Linked DNA regions of Homo sapiens: all the other regions are linked to region 3. The links are chromatin contacts, found by Hi-C or POLR2A ChIA-PET in ENCODE. All regions are on one chromosome and are shown on one strand. Each heading gives the region's core, a stretch centred on a gene start or an enhancer-like site at or near the end of the contact. The rest is flanking DNA. Distances are from core to core; before and after follow the strand shown. Region 1 has its middle 20 kb from the start of MIR3613. Region 2 overlaps DLEU1 (deleted in lymphocytic leukemia 1). Region 3 holds the start of DLEU2 (deleted in lymphocytic leukemia 2). Region 4 overlaps DLEU1 (deleted in lymphocytic leukemia 1).

The links. Hi-C counts contacts between places; a loop is a spot of excess contacts on that map. ChIA-PET counts read pairs that join two places held with the same protein, here RNA polymerase II (POLR2A). Pooled maps may share reads with other maps.
Region 1: a loop to region 3 is called in a map of endothelial cell of umbilical vein, with 3 times the contacts of the local background. The contact joins the enhancer-like site here to the promoter of DLEU2 in region 3. A Hi-C loop is called at or near these places in 3 of 168 maps with a recorded cell type or tissue (OCI-LY7, chondrocyte and endothelial cell of umbilical vein), 12 of 37 single-sample maps with no recorded cell type and 19 of 50 pooled maps. POLR2A ChIA-PET finds 5 or more read pairs at or near these places in 11 of 52 experiments (B cell, CD4-positive, alpha-beta T cell, MCF 10A and 8 more).
Region 2: a loop to region 3 is called in a map of Caco-2, with 11 times the contacts of the local background. The contact joins the enhancer-like site here to the promoter of DLEU2 in region 3. A Hi-C loop is called at or near these places in 1 of 168 maps with a recorded cell type or tissue (Caco-2). POLR2A ChIA-PET finds 5 or more read pairs at or near these places in 4 of 52 experiments (Caco-2, HEK293T, OCI-LY7 and 1 more).
Region 4: a loop to region 3 is called in a map of GM12878, with 2.8 times the contacts of the local background. The contact joins the enhancer-like site here to the promoter of DLEU2 in region 3. A Hi-C loop is called at or near these places in 8 of 168 maps with a recorded cell type or tissue (B cell, CD4-positive, alpha-beta memory T cell, GM12878 and 5 more), 35 of 37 single-sample maps with no recorded cell type and 23 of 50 pooled maps. POLR2A ChIA-PET finds 5 or more read pairs at or near these places in 14 of 52 experiments (B cell, CD4-positive, alpha-beta T cell, CD4-positive, alpha-beta memory T cell and 9 more).

Annotation. Positions count from the first base shown.
Region 1 is chr13:49,973,257-49,979,141 of GRCh38, forward strand. No RefSeq gene overlaps it. Among named protein-coding and RNA genes, the nearest start is that of MIR3613, 20 kb to the right of the region's middle. RefSeq lists a silencer at 3,437-3,731. Within about 2 kb of position 3,200, at least 5 of the 41 ENCODE cell types and tissues checked have a DNase peak (open chromatin) inside an H3K27ac peak, as active enhancers do.
Region 2 is chr13:50,332,316-50,337,593 of GRCh38, forward strand. The region is part of intron 2 of DLEU1 (deleted in lymphocytic leukemia 1); the gene reads left to right. Among named protein-coding and RNA genes, the nearest start is that of DLEU1-AS1, 190 kb to the right of the region's middle. Within about 2 kb of position 1,961, at least 4 of the 41 ENCODE cell types and tissues checked have a DNase peak (open chromatin) inside an H3K27ac peak, as active enhancers do.
Region 3 is chr13:50,122,945-50,128,632 of GRCh38, forward strand. It overlaps DLEU2 (deleted in lymphocytic leukemia 2), which reads right to left and starts at 2,597. Exons shown (of 14, transcript NR_152566.1): 1 at 2,358-2,597. The region is part of intron 2 of DLEU1 (deleted in lymphocytic leukemia 1); the gene reads left to right. RefSeq lists silencers at 1,060-1,569, 1,650-2,159, 2,480-2,689, 2,720-3,049 and an enhancer at 2,718-3,428.
Region 4 is chr13:50,368,290-50,373,488 of GRCh38, forward strand. The region is part of intron 2 of DLEU1 (deleted in lymphocytic leukemia 1); the gene reads left to right. Among named protein-coding and RNA genes, the nearest start is that of DLEU1-AS1, 160 kb to the right of the region's middle. Within about 2 kb of position 2,187, at least 2 of the 41 ENCODE cell types and tissues checked have a DNase peak (open chromatin) inside an H3K27ac peak, as active enhancers do; they include B cell, where a contact is called at or near this core.

The DNA.
Region 1 (5,885 bases), core at 1,950-4,449, 150 kb before region 3:
CCATAGGACTGCCAGCATTTCGGGCCCCAGTAGCAAATCTAGCCCTAATATAGATGCTGTATGGGAATAAGACACTCCAATAGTCAGATGGATGCCTAAGCTATCATAGCCTAATGACATTGCAACTTCATTCTTTGAACTTCTTGTGCTGATCTGTTGTTCAGCAGTCCACCTTCTGATTCCCATGTAGGTCTGCGGAGAGGATGCAGTATTTCTTTGGGTATTTCTAGTCTCTGTAACAGTGCTTTGTCAGGTAAACCCATAAAATAGCTTGTGATTAAGAGCTGTCACACCACATGTCTAGAATTTGAGAAGGAAATCGGCCAATCCGGGTGCAGTAGCTCACGCCTGTAATCCCAGCACTTTCGGAGGCTGAGGCGGGTGGATCACTTGAGGTCAGGAGTTCGAGACCAGCCTGACTAACCTGGTGAAACCCCGTCTCTACTAAAAATAAAAAAAATTAGCTGGGTGTGGTGGTGGGCACCTGTAATCCTAGCTTGGGAGACTGAAGTAGGAGAATTGCTTGAACCTGGGAGGCAGAGGTTACGGTGAGCCGAGATCGCACCACTGCACACCACCTGGGTGACAGTGTGAGACTCCATCTCAAAAAAAAAAAAAAAGGCAATCATGTCAACATTATTATTATTTTTTTGGTCCCTTATGGCCATACATTTCTCAGTGTAAATTAAATTGCTAATTTAAGAGGGACAAGGAATAGTCTTGCACATCTTCTCATCCATACTTTTAGTTTTAAACTTAGTTCTAGTTGATTCAGGCCTTGTGAAGCCTTGTTTTATCTTATTCTCAGCATCTAGGTTCTAACCCCTACTGTTCTCCCATTATTGACTGTCCCTTGCCAGGCCTCTCTTAACAGCTGAACCCTGGGCTTCTGTTTCTCCATCTTTTTTTTTTTTCTTTTGAGACGGAGTCTGGCTCTTATTGCCCAGGCTGGAGTGCAATCGCGTGATCTCGGCTCACTGCAACCTCTGCCCCCTGGGTTCAAGCGATTCTCCTGCCTCAGCCTCCTGAGTACCTGGGATTACAGGCATGTGCCACCACACCTGGCTAATTTTGTACTTTCAGTAGAGATAGGATTTCTCCATGTTGGTCAGGCTGATCTCGAACTCCGGATCTCAGGTGATCTGTCCACCTTGGCCTCCCAAAGTGGGAGGCCACCGTACCCGGCCTGTTTCTCCATCTTTAACTGTGTTGTTTTAGGTCCTCTTGGGTAAAGCCCCGTCAACTCAATCCCCAGGTTTTTTGGGCCATAATGATGCCCCTGAGGTTTGTGCTCCCGGAATGCCCCAGAGCTGGAAACTAGGCAGCTTTTGCACATAAAATTACTTTATTATAAAGGTTTCCCACTAATACATACTAACAAGTATGAGATATTGATTTTAAAAACTTTGTTTTAACCAAAGAAAATAACAGAACAATGCCTTATAAGCCAATATTTAAATAAAACAGAGCATTATGAAATATTTTATTTTTATTTGTTGGTAATTATATCTGGATGGCTCATGAAATTACTGTAACATCCTTGATTTTATTGTTCCCTCAGGAATTTCCTCTCTATTTTAAATAAAATGTGTTTTATGCACTGAGTACATTTAGTATCTCCACTCTGTTAGACAATTACAACACTGTAGATACACAGAGCTATGCAATGTGCCTATTTTAACTATAGATTAGCTTCCTAGGAAGAACAGTGTTGGTATCCTTTGCCATTTAGAGTCAAAAGGAGTCTGATGGCAGTTCTTTACAGTGACTGTTGAGATGACTGAATCTTCCTGAGCCAAGTCTTCACATCTCTATTTTGTTGTTTTAATTTGAATAACTATGAAAAGATTGATTTTTTTTTTTTTTTTTTTTTAGGACAGGGTCTCACTCTGTCACCCAGGCTGGTGTGCAGTGGTGCGATCATGGCTCACCGCAGCCTCCATCTCCCTGGCTCAGGTGATCCTACCATCTTAGCCTCCCAAGTAGCTGGGACTACAGGCTCCCACCACCACCCCCGGCTAATTTTTGTATTTTTTGTTAATCCTCCCACCTTGGCCTCCCAAGGTGTTAGGATTACAGGTGTGAGCCACTGTGCCCAGCCAAAAAAGACTGAAATCTTTTATTTCTGATGGAGACCTCAAAGAGCTCACTGCATAGGACTGACCCCAGGTTGCCTTTATATTTCCTGCATTTTTCTCCTGTTGCTCTTCAGAGAAGCTGTATGATATAAATGAATGAATGAATGTGTGTGTGTGTACACACACATATATCTCCATTCAAAAGCTATAGCACATGCATGTTTGTGTGTATGTGTATATATGTGCATGTATATAAGTATATATGCATACACACATATACACACACACAAAGGTACAGAAAATATATATCTTGTGACTAAAATTCCCTGAACTACCAGTAACTCCAGAAATTCTATTCTGGAAAACAATGGCTAACATCTAATTCATTATCTTAGAATTATCACAAAAGGAATATGAAAATGTGGTTTCTAGTGCAATGCAGTTAAGATAGGTATTCTTGTAGGCCATGGTTCCAAGAAATTTGTTTGACAACTGTACTGAGTAGTATATTTCTCCACTTCCTTTATTTTTTTCCCTTACCTTTTTTGAAAAAAAAAAAATGAAGAAAAATGTGTTCCTCTTTCAAGTTCTTTTTCTCTCCTGGCTTATACAGTATGTTACCAGCAGAACTTTCTCTAAAATGAAAGGAAGTCATTGCTAAGAAGAGACAAAAAGTTAACAGGATTAAGGGAGTAAAAAGGCACATGGAATTTCTGGGTGTGTCCAGAATCTGAGAAGATTTGAAAAGAGGAGCAGAAAGAATTTTTGTATTTTAGAAGTTGAGGGGCCCTCCTGGCCTAGTTTGAAAAACACAATCAGATACAATTTGAAAAAAGTCCAACAAAATCTAGTGGGAAGATAAGCTAGAATCTTGTTACAAAAAGTGTCACGGGCCTTGGTTGTATATTTTAAATGAACTTCTTAATTTCATATCAAAATGCGTAGATACCTCCTGACCCCCATTCTTGCCCTCCTCCATTTCCCTGTTAAATCCTGACCTTTCTCTGTAGACCTTCCCATTTCCACCCTGGAGGTCTGGCTGTCAGGACTACTCTCAGGTTGCCTGGGTCTCCACGGTGGCACCCATTAGCCGTGTTGCTTCTGGGCAGGGCATCTGTTTCTGTGCAAAGAGAAAATGCTAGGGTGAGTCACCAGTCCTTCTCTCCTAACAAAAAAGCATTGTACTGTACAGTTTGATTTCGGCTCTTGTGTGCAACTTGTGATTGCAAACTAATGGGGACATGAGGCACAGCTCCAGTGACACACCTCTCAGGTTGCATTATAATGATCTGATTGGGATGTACCCCATTAGACCGTGAGATCCTTTAAGCCTAGGATGCTTTTATTTTTGTGTTCCCAGCCCTAAGCACACTGTGCCTAGCTCAGGGTAAGCACTAAACAAATGTTTCTTGATGAGAATGCTACAGGAGGAAGGGAAGGGTTGTACTCTACACAAAGAGCGGAAAAGCTACCCTTTAAGAAAGAGACTCATCTTCGCATGGCCTGCAGAGGGCGCTCTTGCATCATAGCTATACCATGCATCCTTTGCCCATCACTGGTTTCCTTGAGCAGTACCTTTTTGGTAAAACCACAGGTGTGAGACTTTGGAAATTTAGACTTAAACCTGCCCAAACACATTAGAATATCATCAGTTGCACAGAACAAATCCACATTACAATTATTCCAAAGGGACAAGAACATTCCAGAATTTGCTTAAAGAATACTAAGCCATGACATCTCAGAAAGTCAAACCTAAAGAAGAAAAATTGCCTGGTTAGTCTTCCGGGAAATGTTAATAATTCTTAAATTTGGAAGGCTCCTTATACTCACTTGATGAGCCAGTTCATCTAATCCAACTACCTCATTTCTCAGATGAGGAAACTGAAGTTTATAAAATTCCTCAAGGTGATGTATCTACAGAAAAATTATACTCTCAATTCAGGCTTTAGATGTGTGTTGAAAACATGGCAAGGTGTCCATTTGGAAAAAATGCACCTAGAGCTTTCTCTCTCTCTCCCTCTCCTTATTTAAATAGAAAGATTTAAAAATAAAAATATGGCCAGGCATGGCATCTCATGCCTGTAATCCCAGCACTTTGGGAGGCCAAAGTGTCAGGAATGCTTGAACCCAGGAGTTCGAGACCAGCCTGGGCAACATAGCGAGACCCAGTTTCTACAAAAAATTAAAAATTAGCCAGGTATAGTGGCATGTGCCTATAGTCCCAGCTACTCAGGAGCCTGAGGCAGGAAGATAGCTTGAGCCTAGGAGGTCAAAGCTTCAGTGAGCTGTGATCACACCACTGGACTCCAGCCTGGGCAACAGAATGAGATCCTGTCAAAAAAAAAAAAAAAAGTACTGTAGTAACTGCTGAATAAAATACATAAGACTGGAAAGACACTATTTTAATGGTGAATCTGGACAGCACTCCAAGGGTACATTTTAACAGGTTGGAAGTAGGCTTTTAACATATTATGGGGGGGATCAACTGAGTAATAAATAACACAGAATTAAAAAGTGTTGGTTAGCCAAACTGACCATCAAATTGAGAGCCAAAAAGCCATTAAGTTATGATTCTGGACAAGGCTCTGATTGCCACAGTTCAGAAAAGTTATTTGACATCTTTTTCACATTGTTAAGCTTAAAAAACAAACCCAAACTCAAATCCCCAAACCCTCAAAGCATCAAGTGCTTGAAGCATTTCTAATATACCTTCCGCATCAACCCTCACCTCCTTCTTGTTTCAGAGAAACCATGATCCTCCTCCAGGCTGGTTCTTAATCAGCACCCCCTCCCTTCCCTGGGTGCCTCCCATTTGTAGGCAGCCATTATTGGGCTGTATTCTGGTTGTGTTGAGGCTGGCAGGAAAGAGGAACAAGGATAGCATGTTCATGTGGTGTGAGTGGTCTCAGCTTCTAGGCATGCTGGGGGAAAGGGCAGTCCTGTGGCCCTGTGAGAGGCCCACTCAGACCCTGGCCAGCTCTAAGGGCTAAAGCAGCTCTGAGGTGTAGCACTTCACTTCCATCGGTTTTAGAGGCCCTACCTGGGGAGAAAAACGGCAGAAAAGCAGCCCTCAAAGAAATGCTACCATGGGATATGGCCTCAAGAGAGGAGCCTCAGCCTGAGATGAGTTGGGGGGTGGCCTTGAAGAAAAGAGGCCCTGGCTTCAGGGGCGTGGGGGAAGACAGATAAGGTGTTGGAAGGAAGCCACTCAGGATTCTTTGGAAAGCGAGGACAGTGAAGTTGGAGATTAAGGACCCGTAAACAGGGCAAATTACAGGAATTCTCCCCAGCCAACGGGAAGGGAAGGGCAGGGCCTGAGCACTTTCCTGGCCTCTCAAATTTGAAGATGCCTGGGGGTCACTGGGGAATCTTGTTGAAATGCAGAATCTGATCCAATAAGTCTAGAATCCTGCCTCAGATTCTGGATTTCTACCAAGCTCCCTGGTGAGGCTGCAGGTTCTTAGGCCCCACTTTCAGAAGCAAGGGTGTCTTCTAGACTTCAGAATAGAGAAAGTTGAACAACAGAGACCATGTACCAGAGAGTCATCTATGGGCAAATTCGTTCGGAGGAAGTCCTTCTAGCTCCAGTTCAAATTCAAGGTTGTCTTTGCAGATTCCCAGGTAGTAAAAGGATTTTAGGAGTTCAATTATTGGGCAAGGAGGGGAAAGGATCCCAGATTTAAGGACCCCTCATCAATATCCATTGGGGCTGGGAAGAAGAGTGGCTGGTTTTCCATTAGGTAGGGGGCCCAGATCACTAATAATCAGGGCGATCTGGTGAGGCAGAAGATGCCAGCAAGAAATGCC
Region 2 (5,278 bases), core at 711-3,210, 210 kb after region 3:
TGATTATTTTATTGGTTACCCTGTCATTGCTGAATATGATTATTGTTAATTAGATGGTTGAAAAATATTATCTTCTTTTTATTTCTATTCTGGTCTACTAGTGGAATTAAATTCTTTTTTTTTTTTCTTTGAGACAGTCTCTCTCTGTCACCAGGCTGGAGTGCAGTGGCGCAATCTCGGCTTACTGCAACCTCCGCTGCCCAGATTCAAGCGATTCTCCTACCTCAGCCTCCTGAGTAGCTAATTAAATTCTTTTTTATACAGTTATTAGTAATTAGTACTTTTTTAATGAATCTCAGTTTATGTTCTTTGCTCGTTTCTTTATTATGGTTTTTAGTACTTGTTTCATAAAAACTTTTTATTTATTAAGGATGCCAATAATTTGTCATATGCAAAGTTTTCCGAGTTATTTAACAGAAGTTTCTAATTTGTATGTAATTAGATCTACTTGTCTTTTCTTTTTGATTTCTAGCTTTTATATGCTCAGAAAGTCCCTATCCTATTAATCAGATATTTTGTCTATGTGTTTGAAAGCTAGATGAATTTTTAATATGGTGCCCATAAGATACTTCAGCAACCTGGTGCAGTGCCTAATAAATACGGCACTTGGGGACATGATGTGTGGTTACTAGAAGTTTGCCTAATAGTTAGATCTCAATAGTCATTGGTCACTGGGATGAATATTCATTAAACCATGTTTTGAAAGAGGAATAAATATTACCCAGTCAAACAAAAGGGAGAAGAATCTTCCAGATAAGGGACCCATGACATGAAAGGGTACAGAGGGAAGAAACCAAAACCATGATGTGCAAGGAATGCCTGCAGCAGGAGCTCAGCATACATGGTAGGGAAGGTGTTAGTTAGGCATGGCCAGATCATGCAATTTTCAGGCCATGATGAGAAACTTAATTTTACATAATAAAAAATGAGAAATCATTACAGGGGTTTAAGTAAGAAAGTGATGTGGGCCATATTGACATTGGGAAATTTAGGTACATTACTTCAGTTTACTAAAAATAGTGGAGAAGAGAATTGGAGTAGATGAGATTTGAGTCCTGGCAATCCATTAGGGAAAAAAGCAAGTTACACTTAGCAGCATTTAACAAGTGTGGGCTGGGCATGATGGCTTACATCTGTAATCCCAGCACTTTGGGAGGCCAAGGCAGGAAGATTGCTTGACACCAGGAGTTTGAGACCAGCCTGGGCACCATAGTGAGACCCCTTCTCTACAAAAAATACAAAAAATTAGTTGGGTGCCTATAGTTCCAGCTACTTGGTAGGTTGAGGCAAGAGGATCACTTGAACCTAAGAGGTCGAGACTGCTGTGAGCTATGGTCATGCCACTTTATTCCAGCCTGGGTGAGAAAGTGAGACCCTGTCTCAAAAAAAAAAAAAAATGTGGAAGGTAGTATCATTTGAGCTAGAGAGGAATACATTCAGGAGATATTTAGATGGTAGAATTTTTCCACTTCCCCTTGATCCTCAAAGGAGGGCCAGGCTCATGCCTGTAATCCCAGCCCTTTGGGAGGCCGAGGTGGGTGGATCACCTGAGGTCAGGAGATTGAGACCAGCCTAGCCAACATGGTGAAACCCCATCTCTACCAAAAATACAAAAATTAGCTGGGTGTAGTGGGGGGCACCTGTAATCCCAGCTACTCAGGAGGCTGAGGCAGCAGAATCTCTTGAACCCGGGAGGTGGAGGTTGCAATGAGCCAAAATCATGCCATTGCACACCAGCCTGGGCGACAGAGTAAGACTCTGTCTCAACAAAACAAAACAAAACAAAACAAAACAAAACAAAACAAAACAAAACAAAAAACAAAGGACACAGCATAGCATAGAGAAAAAAAGATCTGGATTGGAAATCTGAAGCCTGGCTCCACCACCAGCACCATGATCTTTACTAGTTACCTCCCCTCTGAGGGCCTCTACTTCCTTATTTGTATAAGGACTTTCTGAACTAGATGATCTTTCAAGTGTCTGGCAGTTTTAACACTTCTGTGTTCTTGTAGTTTTAGACACCAGCTTAGTGTTTCGAAACTGTAAAATAGCCTGAGAAATCTTGTGAAAATAGGAACTTGCACTTTTCTAGGATTTTTGTTTCCTGTTTTTATAAAATTTGAGCTAGTGAGGACTAGATATCAGGATGAGCCCCTGCCTGCCTCTTGGCCAGCTTTGTAGAGGGGTTTCTGATGCCCAGAGGAGAGGCAGTTTGAGTAAGGGCAGCCGACAGCAAGCATGGAGCTCGCACACAGCTCTCTCGCCTTCCAGGCGTGGCTCAGTGGCACCATCCTTGTGGCCTCCTGTCTTGTGACCATGAGCAGACACGCTCGAATATGATGGCCATGTAGCCAACTAACTACAGCTGTTGGAAGCTCAAACCCGTGGTTCAAATCCATTGGCAATTTTGGTAAAATCTAGGGTTTGGCTCATTCAGTCTAACAATGCTCACCCGACTGTGTGGCCAGTAATTTACCAAAAACAGTATAGCTTGTTGCCATTTTCATCTTTAGTGGAGGCAGAAAAATGGAAGGATATAGAAAGAGAAATGTCTCGCCTTTCAGAAGCTCCTTGCTCTTTGGTATTTAGTTTGCTATTTTCTGTCATTTTTGTCTTGAGTCATTAGAGTTGGGTTTCTATTCTGCTGTCTGCCTTGCAATGTTATCTAAGGAATCTATAAGCAGCTTAACCCTGTCAACGGAAGATTGTACTAAAACAGCCTGTTCAGGAAGCCCTGGAATTCCACGCTTCAAGCCATTAGCTGTGTCTTGCTTACATGAAGCTTATCACGCCACCCTCAGAAAATTTCCATCTTATCATGGGCGGCATTGTAAATAATGGAAAAAACTGTCTGAAACTGTTTGAATGTTTTCTTAGATTATTTGGAAATTTCCAGCTTTGTGCACTAGACAGAAGACCTTTGACCTCTGGGATGACAGCATAAAGGCGAGGTATGCCTTCTCTTACTTAGCCAGGGAGGGCCCATAATGACTGTGCAGACACTTTCTATTATTTTTGTCATGAAGTCTCTGAATTTAGTCACCGAGCCTATGGGAAACAAATTCGCTTTAGGAAAAAAAGCTTAGCAAGAAGAATTCATTCCTCAAGTGTAACACCTTTTTTTTTTTGAGATGGAGTTTCGCTCTTATTGTCCAGGCTGGAGGGCTGGAGTGCAAATGGAATGACCTTTGCTCACTGCATCCTTGCCTCCCAGGTTCAAGCAATTCTCCTTCCTCAGCCTGTGGAGTAGCTGGGATTACAGGCACCCACCACCACGCCCAGCTAATTTTTTGGTATTTTTAGCAGAGATGGGGTTTTACCATGTTGGCTAGGCTGGTCTCAAACTCCTGACCTCAAGTGATCCGCCTGCCTTGGCCTCCCAAAGTGCTGGGATTACAGGTGTGAGCCACCGCGCCCAGCAAGTGTAACACTTTTAAAGGTCTTTTATTTATCTGCCTATAATCTTAAGAGTGAGTTTTTAATTAAATTTTGTCACTGAAAATTTATTATTCCTTTAGGAAGCAATTTTGTGGGGGGTGCTTAGGTTAATATGTAATTATATACTTAAAATTCTTCTAGGTTCATTTAAAGATAAAGTAATATATCAGTTATTACAAGATGCCAAAGGCTAAAACATGCAATTTTCTCAGTCCAGCTCACTTTTTGTTTCCAAAGCCCTTTGCGTGCATTAACAATCTTTACACATTATGAAGTCACTGTCGCCATTTAGCCCACCTTTGCATCATGGGCTAAAATGGATGCAAAGGGTTGGTTAACTCAAAGCCATGTACTTTATTCCACCTAAATTTTGTTCATTCTGTTATTCAACCTGAAATATCCTTTCCCCTCAATTTCTGCCCGTGAAAATTGTATTTGTCTCTTAAGATTCAGATCAAATATTACCTTTCCTTACCTCCTAGGGTAGATTTCTAAAGAAAAGGATCTGTGAACATTTAGGAAAGCAAGCAGTGGTCACCAGGAATTTGTGTGGATTGCTGATAAAGAAGTCATTCTGCACTAACTTCATCTCTTCTTTGGCATTATGGCTCATCTGATAAATAAATGCAATAGACATATCTTTGGATTTCAGTAAGTCTTTGATAGAGTCTCTCTTGATAGGCTTTTGGTCTATCAATAGTACAATTAGGGGGATTAGTAACTGGTTAAATGGCTAAAGCCACAAATGACTGAATAATGGCTTTTGGCCTGTGAAATATTTCCCGTGAAATGCTGGCATGCATTTGTCCTTGGCCTTGTCTTAGAGAAAAAAATTATTAATGATGAATCAGTCAGAATAGATGTAGATAATGTTGTAGTATTGAAGACCCCCCACCCCATCCCCACTGCCAATTTAGTGGTTTAAAACAATAAATATTGATTTCTCTCACACTACTTGTTCATCTTGAGATGATGGGGGCTGGATGGGTGGGGTCTTTGCTTTGGGTTATTATTGCAGTCATTATTTGGAACATCGTTGGCTGCCAAGGCCATGTGAAAAGAGATGGTGAGGAAGCCCATATGGATGCACAACCATACACACCTCAAGTGAATGGGTGTGCAAGGCGGCAGTGTGCCTGCAAGGAGAGAAATGCCATGTTTGTGAAAAGCCCTAATGACCACCACACCCATTGGGATGGAAACAAGGTGTTGGTGGATGACACAAAATTAGGTGTATAGTGAATAGGATTTTCCCTCAGAGGACCTGATAGGAGGTTCTGAACTTTTTCAGTAATTATTTAGATGACTCTGGGCAGATCACTTAACTTTCTTCAGTCTTGGTTTCCTTACCTATAGAATAAGACCATCAGTGATATTAATGTGTCTGGGTGATGGTGAGGTGCTGTCTGGCTGGTACTGGTGTCTCTGAGCTTGGAGTCAGGTTTCTCTATTGGTGCTTTATTCTTAGATGTATAAAAGTTGTTAATTGTAAAATTTTTATTATGACTGGTACCATTATCAATTTTTAAAAATTGGCTTTTTAAAGTTGAATGTAATTTGTTTTGAATTGTATATTACATTTGTCTGATATATTTTTGCCAAACTTAAAAAACAATGTGTCAAATCTCTTATAGATAGCTCATTGTTTTTTATTCAGTCTGAAAGCCTTTTTCTTTTTTAGTACAGCCATTTGATTCATTTATATTTATTCCCAGCACTTTAAATTAATTTTTCTTTCAGGCATCTTAACTTACACTTTCGTGTCTATATTTCCCTTTTATTCTGATTTGTGCTGTATATACTACTTGCTTTGCATTTGCCTCTCTGTAAACATCCTGAT
Region 3 (5,688 bases), core at 1,347-3,846:
CCAAAACTCCTTTCATGGCTCTCCCTTTCCTATGTTTTAGTCCTGAGGCAGAATAGGAATTTACTCATAAAGCAAGTAACCCCCCTAAAATTGTATGCAAAATTTTAGTATAGGTATGTAAGCGCATTTTTTTTTCCTAGAGAAAGAGCCCATTGCTTTTTATTTTCCTCAAAAGGTATGTGTTTCCCCCAAAACTTGTAGGTCTCAGGCTAAAGTCCAAATTCTTCAGCATGCAGGGTATATACAAAGCCCTGCCCGACCTGGCCTCTTGCCTCCCTGCAGCTAACCTGGCAATTGCTCTCTCTTAACATCTACCTCCTGGATTTACAAACTGGGGTGGAGGTGGGAAAAAAGAATCAAAATCATAAAGTGAAGCCAAAACTGTTTGTGTAGCATTTATACACTGTTGAAGAATCAAAGGCCTTTTTTTCATAGTGCTTTTCGGGAGGGAGAAATTGGATTGTAAACATGTAATTTACAATCTCCACATTTTTTATTCTAGATAAATGCCACACACACCTTCCTGTTACAGAATATTGCATAGCAACTTTCAACATCATTCAGTTTTTTAATACCTATCCACATATGATGTTATGTATTTTACAAATCCTGCAACTAACAACGCAGTTCTTGATAGACTGCGATCTACTGGGAGGACTGCTCGGTTTTCACCTGAATTATTGCTCGTGGTTCACACACTAACACCCAAAAAGACACTCTACGGGTCATGACGTGTCCCTAAAATCCTCCATCTACTCCAGAAAACGTTCTAACTTTTTGAGACGAACTGTTGTAACTAGTCTCCTGGCGAGGCCTGCTATGTCTTATACCACAGGCTCTAACTGCCAAATCTTTTTCAGAAGTCTTTCAGTTGTTGCCTCCAAACGGAGCTCTTTGCAGTCCTCGGGCGGACGAATGGACGGATTCGAGCGAAGCTTATTTCCCTTCTCCTAACGCATCTACCTATAAATAGCGCTCACCGCGCTGAGTCACCAAAACCCCGAGTTTCCCCAAATAGCGCGTAACGACTGCTGGGATCGCGTCCCTCGGGGCTCTGTGACAGACTCCAACCACACACCCGCTGGGCTGGACTGCGGGCCCACACGGCCCAGCGGGTCTCTCACCACCCGGCGCCCCAGGGACGCGGGCGAGGCCGCGGTGTCCGGACCGAGTCGACAGCGTCGGACTTCCCGCGCGCGGACGGCGCTCTGGGGAAGGAGGAGCCGGCGGGCGGCTGGACCTGGCCTTGACTGCGCGGGGTCCGCCCCCGCCCCCTCGGGAGCGCAGAGTTGCGGGGGGCCGGCACCAGCCTCCGCCCTGCGCCGCCCGCTCACACAATGGGACGCGTCGGGAGGGGGCGGCCGCGGCTCCCATTCCGGTCCCAGGGCGGGGACTCCGGGCGGCGGGAGAAGCAGTCGGGCTGGGGCCAGAAGGAAAACCCCTCTCTCCCTCTGCCCACTCAAACTGCGAAAGGGCTCCAGCCGGCGGTGCCAGGGGCTGGGGAGCAGCTGGGGAGGGAGCGGAAGTGCCACCCCCTGCAGTCAAGGGTGGTGACGTCACCCCTGCAGCCAGCCTGTAGCGGGGGTGTCTGTACATCACATGACCCGGCCCCCCTCTCCCCGCCGAAGCCCGCGCGCGCGCTCTCTCCCCCAGCCCCGACTCCCACCTCTCCCCCGCCCCCTCTCCCCAACTTTCGCCCTCCCCGCTCCGGCACCGCTGTCAACAGCGCCAGCTCCGCCCCCTCCCCGCGCCCTGTGGAACCGCCACGGCGGCGCGGCGGGCGCTCGCGCTCAGGTCCGAGGCTCCGAGAAGCGAGCGTGCCCCGGTTCCACCCTGCCCCCCAGCTCAGTGCTTGCTGGCTGCGTGGGCACCAGAGCCAGGGGGCACGGCGGCGTGCAGCGACAGCGCTTCTCTGCTCCATCCTCCCACAGCAGTTAGAGGACGAAGCTGAGGCGCCGGGTCCGAGCTCGGAGGGAGCGAGGCGCATGCAGCGGCCTCCGGGCCCTGACGCGTAGCCTCCGGGGGTCGGCCCACGGGCGAGAGAAGCAGCCGGGAGCCCCTCCTCGACCCCAGCAAGGCGGCCCGCGCCTCCGCTCTCCCTACCGCCCGGGTGGCGCACGCCAGTCCTCCGTCTTTGGCTGCGGCGCAGGCACCGGCCATACGACGAGGGGCCAGGCGGGGACCGCCTCCTTGAGCCCCCTCGGCCACCCCTGCCGTGTGGACTGCTGGGGTTGCAGATTTGCTGGCTGTTGCTGCAGCGCCTCGTTCTATTTTTCCTCTCAGTTCCCTTCTAAAAGTGGAGGCTCGGGGGAGGAAAAAGAAAGCCCACAGTGTTGAAAGGGGCGGTACGGACTGACCTGTCAACGGCGGAGGAGGAAGACCCCCGTTCGGGGCGAGCTCTCGAGCCCGCGCAGGGATCGGAGCTCTGGGCTCGCGCGGAAAGGCACGGCGGCAGCTGTGCCTCAGCCAGGTGTCCCCCCTCGGCGGGGCCCGCGCCGCCGCGCCCGCCCCCTCCCCCGGCGCAGCGCTCCCCGCCCCATCGCCGGGGACCAGGGAACCCCCCGGCTCGATTTTTTGTGCAGTTTCAGCAAAGCTCCGAGGAAGTTGGTCCTTTTGTTCCACTATTTATAGATTGCGTCAACATTGCGAAAAGGAGAAGGCGGAGCGGTGGCCCCTCCCCCTCCCCTCCCCCCGCCGGCTCCTGGGAGAGAAAAGCCCCAGCACACGACCTAAGTACACAGCGCGCCAGCCGCCCGCCCGCGGCCTTCTGCTCCCCGCTTCTTCCCCCTCCCAGCCGGGGCCCGAACGCTGCCAACCCCGTCACGTGCCCGCCCGGGAAAACCAGCTCCCCGGGGCTCCGCGCCGCCCGCCAGGCTTCGTGGCGGCGGCGGCGGCAGCGGCCTCACCCAGCTCGTGGGCTCGGGCCGCGGCTCAGGCGTCACGCATAGCGTGGGCACCCACGCCCTCGCCACCCGACGAGGATCTCGGGCTCCGCGACCTGTGGGAGTGCTGCGGGGCGTCCCGCACTTCCGCCCTCTCTCGTCTCCGGCTCCCCAGTCGCCGCCCCGCTCGCCGAGTGTGCGCGCATTCGGGCCTCGCCTCGGAGCCGGGAGGCTGTCCTGTCCCCAGGCCCCTCGCGCGGCCGCTCTTCCAGGCATTGCGGTGCTAGCCCCCTCTCCCGCGCACGACTGGGGAGGGCAGAGGTGTGAGGGATGCGGGGGTGGCTCGCAGCCGTTCGCGGGCAGGCGGGCGGAGCGCGGGAAGCGCGGTGCGGGCGTTCCATGGCGCACCCAGACGCTCTCCCTCCTCCGCAGGTGCAGCGGGGCGTTGCGCGAGCTCGAGTCCCCCTTCCCGGACAGCTAGGGAGAAGGGAGTTTGCAGACCGGAGCTACAGTTGGAAGAATATAGTTTTTGAGAAGTTACTGGAAGTTAGATGTGAGACAAAAACAGACGAACTTTCCTTCAAAGCCTTATGACGAAATGATAGGCCTTGCCATACCCTTGAAATGAAACTGAGCTCCCTACCGGCCTAAAGCCGCTGTTCCTGAGCTTCATGTAAACAAGGAGGGCGGTAAACACCAGAGGAAGGCCTTACAACAATACCAAGTGCAAGTAGCTCATTTGAGTGTTATTTATCTTAGCAGCTTCCCTGAGTGATTTATGTATATTGCAGTTTAACTTTACAGGGTGGGAATAAAATAATTTGGCTTCTCAGCTCACTGGCGGAAGAAACTAGAGCTGAGCTGGGACGAGGGCAAGAAGCGCGTCGCACCTTTCCTGGCAGCTGAACAGTGTGATGAACAGTCTGGAAGGGTTATGTTATTACTTAAGGGGTTTGGGGAAACCGTTCCCGCGCACAGACCCTCATTCGGGCCAACTGCAGGCCGTGGGGGACTCTTCAAGGACTCGCGCAACCCGAGCCGAGCTTCCTGGCTGGGCACTGGGCTCAGCCAGTGCTGAGAGCGCTTTCGCTGGGCCAGTCAAGACAGCAATAAGTTTGCCTCTATTTGGGAAACCTTTCCAGGCTTGCCTGCCCTCTTTTAAGAGGGAGACTAGGTGGTGGGATCGTCAGCTGCCAATGTGTGCACTCGTTCTAAAGAAGGCGAGAGGAAGTAAAGCGAACCTGTGCAGTGTTTGCTGGGCTTCCAAAACGCGGAGCTTAGTCGACCCCCCAGCGAACCGGACGGCGCTTTGGTCCCCTCACACCTAACGGTACTCAGAGCCTGGTGCGGGAGCTGGCGCGCTCGCTCCTGGTTTCCTTCCAATTTAGGCAAAGGCCCTGGCCGCCCGTCTTCCTGCTTCTGCTGTGCCCTGCCACAGCACTCCTAAGACGGCGAATTCGTTTCTGCGCCAATTTTGTTTTGAATATCTACAAACCACTTTTCCTTGCATGAAGAAAACAAGGCAGGGCCCCCTGGCCCGTCCCACACCTGCGAGAGGCAGAGATACAGAGGCCTCGGGCCTCAGCCTTCATTTCCCCGCCCTAGCTTCGCGCCAAGCTGCAGTGTCCCCGACACACTGTCAGGACACGCGCTTTTCGCCCCTACTTTGTTCTTGCGCAGTCTTCCCAGCTGCGGAGAGGAGGGAGCGAAAGCAAAACGAAAGCACCCGGGGCGCATCAGTTGCAATAGCTTCCCTGAGCGCGGCCGTGGGAGGCCAAGATCTGAGGTCGCGAGGCGACGGTGGGGGCCCGAGCTGCGCAGAAACTGGGTGGGGGCGGTCCCTGGAGGGCGCCCGGGAGCTGCTAGAAGTTGTCCGGAGCCCCTCAACCCCCTTGGAAAAGCGAACGCGGATGTTAATATACCAACTCCGCAGGGAACTTTTGGCCCGGGTCTTGAGCTGAAATTCCAGACTGAATGGGACCGTGCTGAAAGTTCGACGAGGCAAAGGAGTATGGCGCGGGGGCAAGCTTTGACCCCCGGCTTCGTATCCTCGGGAGAGGCCGGGACTCCGGCTCGCCCAGCGAGGGTGCGCAGAGGCCTCCTGGGATTCTAGGCCCACAGAATTTTTGCTCCAGTGAAGTTGGATAAGCACTCCGCCTCCCCGCAAAAACCAGAGTTCTCGGCTTATAAACACTTCAATAAACTCTGGTGACATTCTCCGCGCTCGCTCCTTGCCCTCGCGGCAGTCACTGCAGGGACAAAGGCGGCCTGCGCAGACTTGGAAGAGGCGCGGCCCGCGTGGGCGGCTTTACCGGCCAAAGACGTTTTCAGTTAAGGGGAGGCATCTTCAGAGCTGAGGGTAACTCCCCACAGCCACCCCGCAGGTAGGGCAGCCAACCCCAATCTGGTCAGCTTAAAAGTGTCCTCGGTTTCGCCCCCTTTCCCAGCGAACCAACACTGGCAGATTGGCCTGCGAGCCGCTCGCTCTGTTGCTCTAGCACATTTATGTAGCCAAACGGTCGAAGAGCCCCATCTTTAAGCCCAATAAACACTTAACTTTATTCTATTTAATAACACATTTTGTTGTGGCAATATTTGTGGATTTTGGCAGGTATTAAAATCTGGTGATCCTAAATGAGTCCAATGTGGAAATGCAGTATTCTCTATGAGTAAATAGTTCTGTGCTTCCTCTCACTGGCACCTGACGCAAGGCGCAGCCAAGGACTATTACACCTCTGGCTGCTCGGACGCATCTTCGCACTGCGCCCCCTCGCTCTTTAAACCTGGGAGACTTGTAATTGTGTAC
Region 4 (5,199 bases), core at 937-3,436, 240 kb after region 3:
CAAGCTTAATAGACATTCTCTTTTTTACTAGTGGGTCAACACAAGTATAGGCCAGGTTAGTTCTATAGATAAAACAGAATTTGAAATGTGTAATGTTAAAGCCAAAGGTCCAATGGCTATTTATTCCACATTCTATATAACTACCCTAACTCAAGCAGCCGCTCTAAAACCCCAGTGACTAGGACCCTGAAAAAGTGTTCTTTAAAGTGTCAGAACAGAGATTCAGACTCTCAGAATTTGCTGTTTCAGTTTGAGAAGATGAAGAGTTTGAAGATGAGAAGACTCAAATTTGAGTCCAGCACCCAGCTGCCAGTCTAGCAGCCCATTGTAGCCCCCAGAGAATGAAAATGGAATGCTTGGTCCAATCCCCATGGTGGGTGTCCTCCAGGAAGCTCTGGGGTTCCCAACTGGCCTCCAGCCATACCAGGGCCATATAGATTCCTTAAAATAAATATCTATTTGTGTGTTGCCTTTTGGTGGCTCTGATCATCTATAGCATCAAGTCTAAGCATGATGCTTGAATAAGCCTCCATGATTTATGCCCCCTCTGGGCTCTGGGCTCCTGTTGCATCACACTGTCCCTTTAGCTTTATATCTAGTTACACAAAATTACTTGTTGTTTCCACAATAAAGCCTTATGTGTCTTGTCTTTGTGACCTTAACTATCACTTAAATTGACAATGCCCTTTCCTTCTTTTCCTACTGAAACAACCCTAGTTAATCTTCAAAATATTCATAAGGGACACTTTCCTATGAAAGCCTTCTTTGACAACATCCTCCAGATAGACTTAATACCTTTTTTCTTTGTATAATTTTTTACCTGCTCCTTTACTGTGCATCTCAAACTATATTTAATAATTTGTTTATAATCATCTTTTAATTAAACTGTGAGATCCTTGAGGGCAGGAATTGTATTTTATTTATATAGGATGCCCAGTAGTAAGCATAGTGCCTATACCTGTACAGGTGATTAGTAACTGTTTAAATGAATTCTTCATTTAACAAATATTTCTTGAGACTTTTTATGTTGCAGGCATTGTTCTGGGCCTTGTAGATGTGGCAGTAGTCAAGAAAAACAAAGACCTTTCCTACCTGAAGCTTGTGTTCCGGTAGAGAAAATGGATAAACAGATAAAAATAATAGACATTGCATATACTTTCAAGTAATGATATGTGCTACGAAGAAGAAAAAAGGCAGTGTAGGAGGTTGTGGGTCGATGGGATTTCTCTTAGATTCACAAATCAAGAGGTGATCAAATGAAACTTAACCAAAAAAGACAATGACTTCTCTCTAACCAAACTTGATTACTGATAGTCTTTTTCCAAGTCAGCTTAATGTGCTGTTCAAGAGAATCAGTGTGGAAGGAAGGAAATGTGCAAGAGAGTCCTGTATCAGACACAGTGGGCAGGGAGCTTTACATCTCTCATCTTATTGGGCTTTGACAACACCCTTCAAGATAGGTGCTGTTGCAGATGAATGACAACCTGAACTTCAGGGAGGCCAAATAATGTGTCCATGTGGAGTGTCTGAGTGTGTAAGCCAAGGTTCAAACCCCGGCCATCCTGGGCCACTTGTCAACACCAGTTCTACAGTTGAATTCTATGAATACTTATCAGGTGCTGACTTCATGTCAAGCCCTGTTCTTCATGCTTAGCATACACCAGCAAATAGAATAGACAGAAATCCCTGCCATTTCAGAAAGTAACAAGTGTTGACAAGGATGTGGAGAAATTGAAACGCTTGTGCACTGTTGGTGGGAATGTAAAATGGCACAGGTACTATGGGAAACAGTATGGTAGATCCTCAGAAAATTAAAAATATAATTACCATATGATCCAATGATTCCATTTCTGGAAATATACCCAAAGGAATGGAAAGCAGGATCTTGAAGAGATATTTGTAGACTCATGTTCATAGCAGCATTAACCAAAAGGTAGAAGCAATGCAAGTACCCGTCAACAGGTGAATAGATAAATAAGATGTAGCCTATATGCATTTACCACACATGGAATATTATTAAGTCTTCAGAAGGAAGGAAATTATGACATATGCTATAACATGGCTGAACCTTGATGACATTATGTTAAGTGAAATAACCCAGTTACAAAAAGACAAATATATGGTTCTGCTTATATGAGGTACCTAGACCAGTCAAATTCATAGAGAAAGTAGAAGAGTGGTTGCCAGGGGCTGGCAAAAAGGGGAAGTGGGGAGTTAGTGTTTACCGGGTACAGAGCTTCAGTTTGAGAAGATGAAGAGTTCTGGAGACGTATAGTGGTGATGGTTGCACAACAGTGTGAATGTACTCAATGCCACTGAATTGTACACTTAAAAATGGTTAAAATAGTAAATTTCATATTATGTGTATTTCACCACAATTTAAAAAATCTCTGCCCTTGTGGAGCTCATGTTTTAGTTCAGGGACATGAACAGTGAACAGATTAAATATGTAAATCATAAGCTATTAGAAGGAGATGAGTGATATAGAAACAGAACAGATTGAAGAAGATTGGGAGGGCTGCGAGCAAGGAGAGTGTGTTTTCAGTTTTAAACGGGGTGGTTAGTTTCATGGTCTTCTTCAGCTAGAGTTAAAATAAGTCGTCAATAAAGCTTGTCAGCCATGAAACTGGGGTATCTTCCTTGGCATCCATGCTTTGCCCAGAACACTCTGACTTGTTGGAATCTTGAGTGGAAATTTAAAGTCTCTCAGAAATAACTTTCAAGTTTCAGTGTAGGAAGTCCAGAGCACACAGAGGGGAGGAGGGACTGTCACTGGGCAGCATCCAGAGGGACTTCATTTTCAGTGTGTGAGGGAGACAGCCAGGCGGGGCGTGCACATTCAGGGAATAATAAACAGTAAGAGGGAGAGGGCAGAAGACAGGTGGAGTGTGTTGGAGGTGGGTACACTAAGGCAAGGCAGGAGGCTCTAAAATTTGTAGGCTGGATGATGGGAAGTAAGTGCAGTGTTTAAATTTTTATTGTAAATTAGTTATTTACTCCATCCATTGATTCCTCTAGCCAGTGTTGGAGGGACCAGCTTGGCACGTGCTTCTGGGCTCCTTCCTGGGGATTGGGTGCAAGAATGGCTGCCCTCAGAGAATGAATCACAATCTGGTAGGAAAGTAAAAACATATGCACATTGGGAATATTTAAATAGCAAGGCTGTGTAGTTTATACCAAGATGAGTGATCCAGACAATAGATGCTGTAGACAAGGAAGACAGTCAAAATATCTGTCAAAATTTCTAACAGCCAGTACTGCACAGGCATCAGACTGGATTGCGATGGATGCCAATCCCATCAGAACACACTGTGGGAGTGGACAATCTGTACCCCATGAATATTAGCCCTGGTATGGCAGCATTGAAGAGCAAAGGTCTCTAGGGACTGGGGCCACTGCGCAACAGTTCAGGGAGGAGATAGAACTCAGACTGAGCCTGGAGAGGTGGGGAGGGAGAGAGAAGCGGGAATAATTAAATTAGTTTCATGATGTAAGTAGGATTCTTAGAAGATTATTCTGACAGATATGTGTGGCATGGAGTAGAGTGGGAGGAATGAAGGAAGAAAATTGGTGAGGAGGCTGTTCTAGGAATTGAGGTGTGAGATGAGAAGAATGGAGGACTCCCTATTGGAGAGAAAGGCTTGACCCGTGAGCCAGGGAGAGCTGAGCGGCGAAGAGTAACTTGGAATTATTCCGCCAAGAGCCAAAGTATTTATTTCTTACCACGAATTGTTAAAATGTGACTATGAAGAGTAGTAAAAGCATAATAAGGTGTGAACTTAAACCCTTGACACTCTTTCCTCTCCCTTCCCTGAAATTCCTCTCTTAAGATCCAACAAGGGACTTGAAAAATAATATTGTGAAAATGGCTTGCAAGACACAGCTGGATTCCTCACAGGACTAGCTTTGTTAGCAGAAATTGCTCTAGGATCTGCAGTATGCAGAGCACAGGGGTGGGCAGATCAACCTCAGCCTCTGGATTGGGTTTGGGAGAAAGTCTCTTTAAAGCCCCCAGCACTATTCCTGGGAAGCCCCACTTTAGGAGTTATGTCCCGGGAAGGTTCCTGACCTGCTGTCCTAGCAAAGCCCAAGCTTCCCTTCTTGTCAAAGTTGGACTTGGGCACCCTGCTGTTCAGCTCTCCACCTAGGCAAGCTTTGTGTAGCGTTCAGGAGGCTCTAAGAGTTGTAGGGCTTCCCTTCTGCAGTTTTAATTTGAGTGTTAATAAAAAAACTCTTTAGGCAAGTGATAATATTGGTACAGACCTCTTTGAAAAGAAGAGAGGAAGATACACGACCGAATGCATTTCAACTTCCACAAGAGCTATTTGAAGAGGATAAAGATGAAGGGTAAAGGGATAAAGTGGGTGGTGGAGTGGAAGGCCAGTTGGAGTAGTTTATTCTATAAAGAGTGAGATAATTGGGTGGCCATTTGCAAACACACACACACAGACACACAAACACACACACAATTACACCCTTCACTGTGCACCAAATGCATCAAGGATTTATATATTTTAATATTAACTTTCATAATACAATCTTTTATACTATGAAAATAAGTAAATATACCACTTTCTTTTCTTTCTAAACATTCACTCACTGAAGGATATCTAGGTTGTTTTCATTTTTTGGCTATCACCAGTGAAGCTGCTGTGAACTTTCATGTACAGATTTTTGTGGGAGCATACGTTTATCTCTCTGGGATAAGTGACCAGGTATAGTACAATCACTTCTGGGTCAAATGGTAATTGCGTGCTTAGTTTTGTAATAAATTGCCAAACTGTTTTTCAGAGTGGCTATATCATTTTACATATTACTTATATATGTATATATAAATTTTTTAAATAATAAAAATTTTATTATATAGTTTTAAAAAACATGACATCAGATAATTTTGTTTTGCTATCATTATAAAGTGAAAAATGAATGTTTAATATGTTAAGAATGGAAATCATGCTCACAGTATATTCTTTTAAAGATAGTTTAAAAATAAATTTATGAAGAAAGAGAGAGATTGATTTAGTTAGTATTTAGTTAATATGAACTTCTATAACAAAATACCATAGACTAGGTAGCTTAATAGCAGAAACAAAATTCTCACAGTTCTGGAGGATATGTGATTAAGTAAAACATGCAAGACAAGAATACTATAAATAGCACAATATGATTTTAAATAAATGTTCAATTCATTAAAAAAAT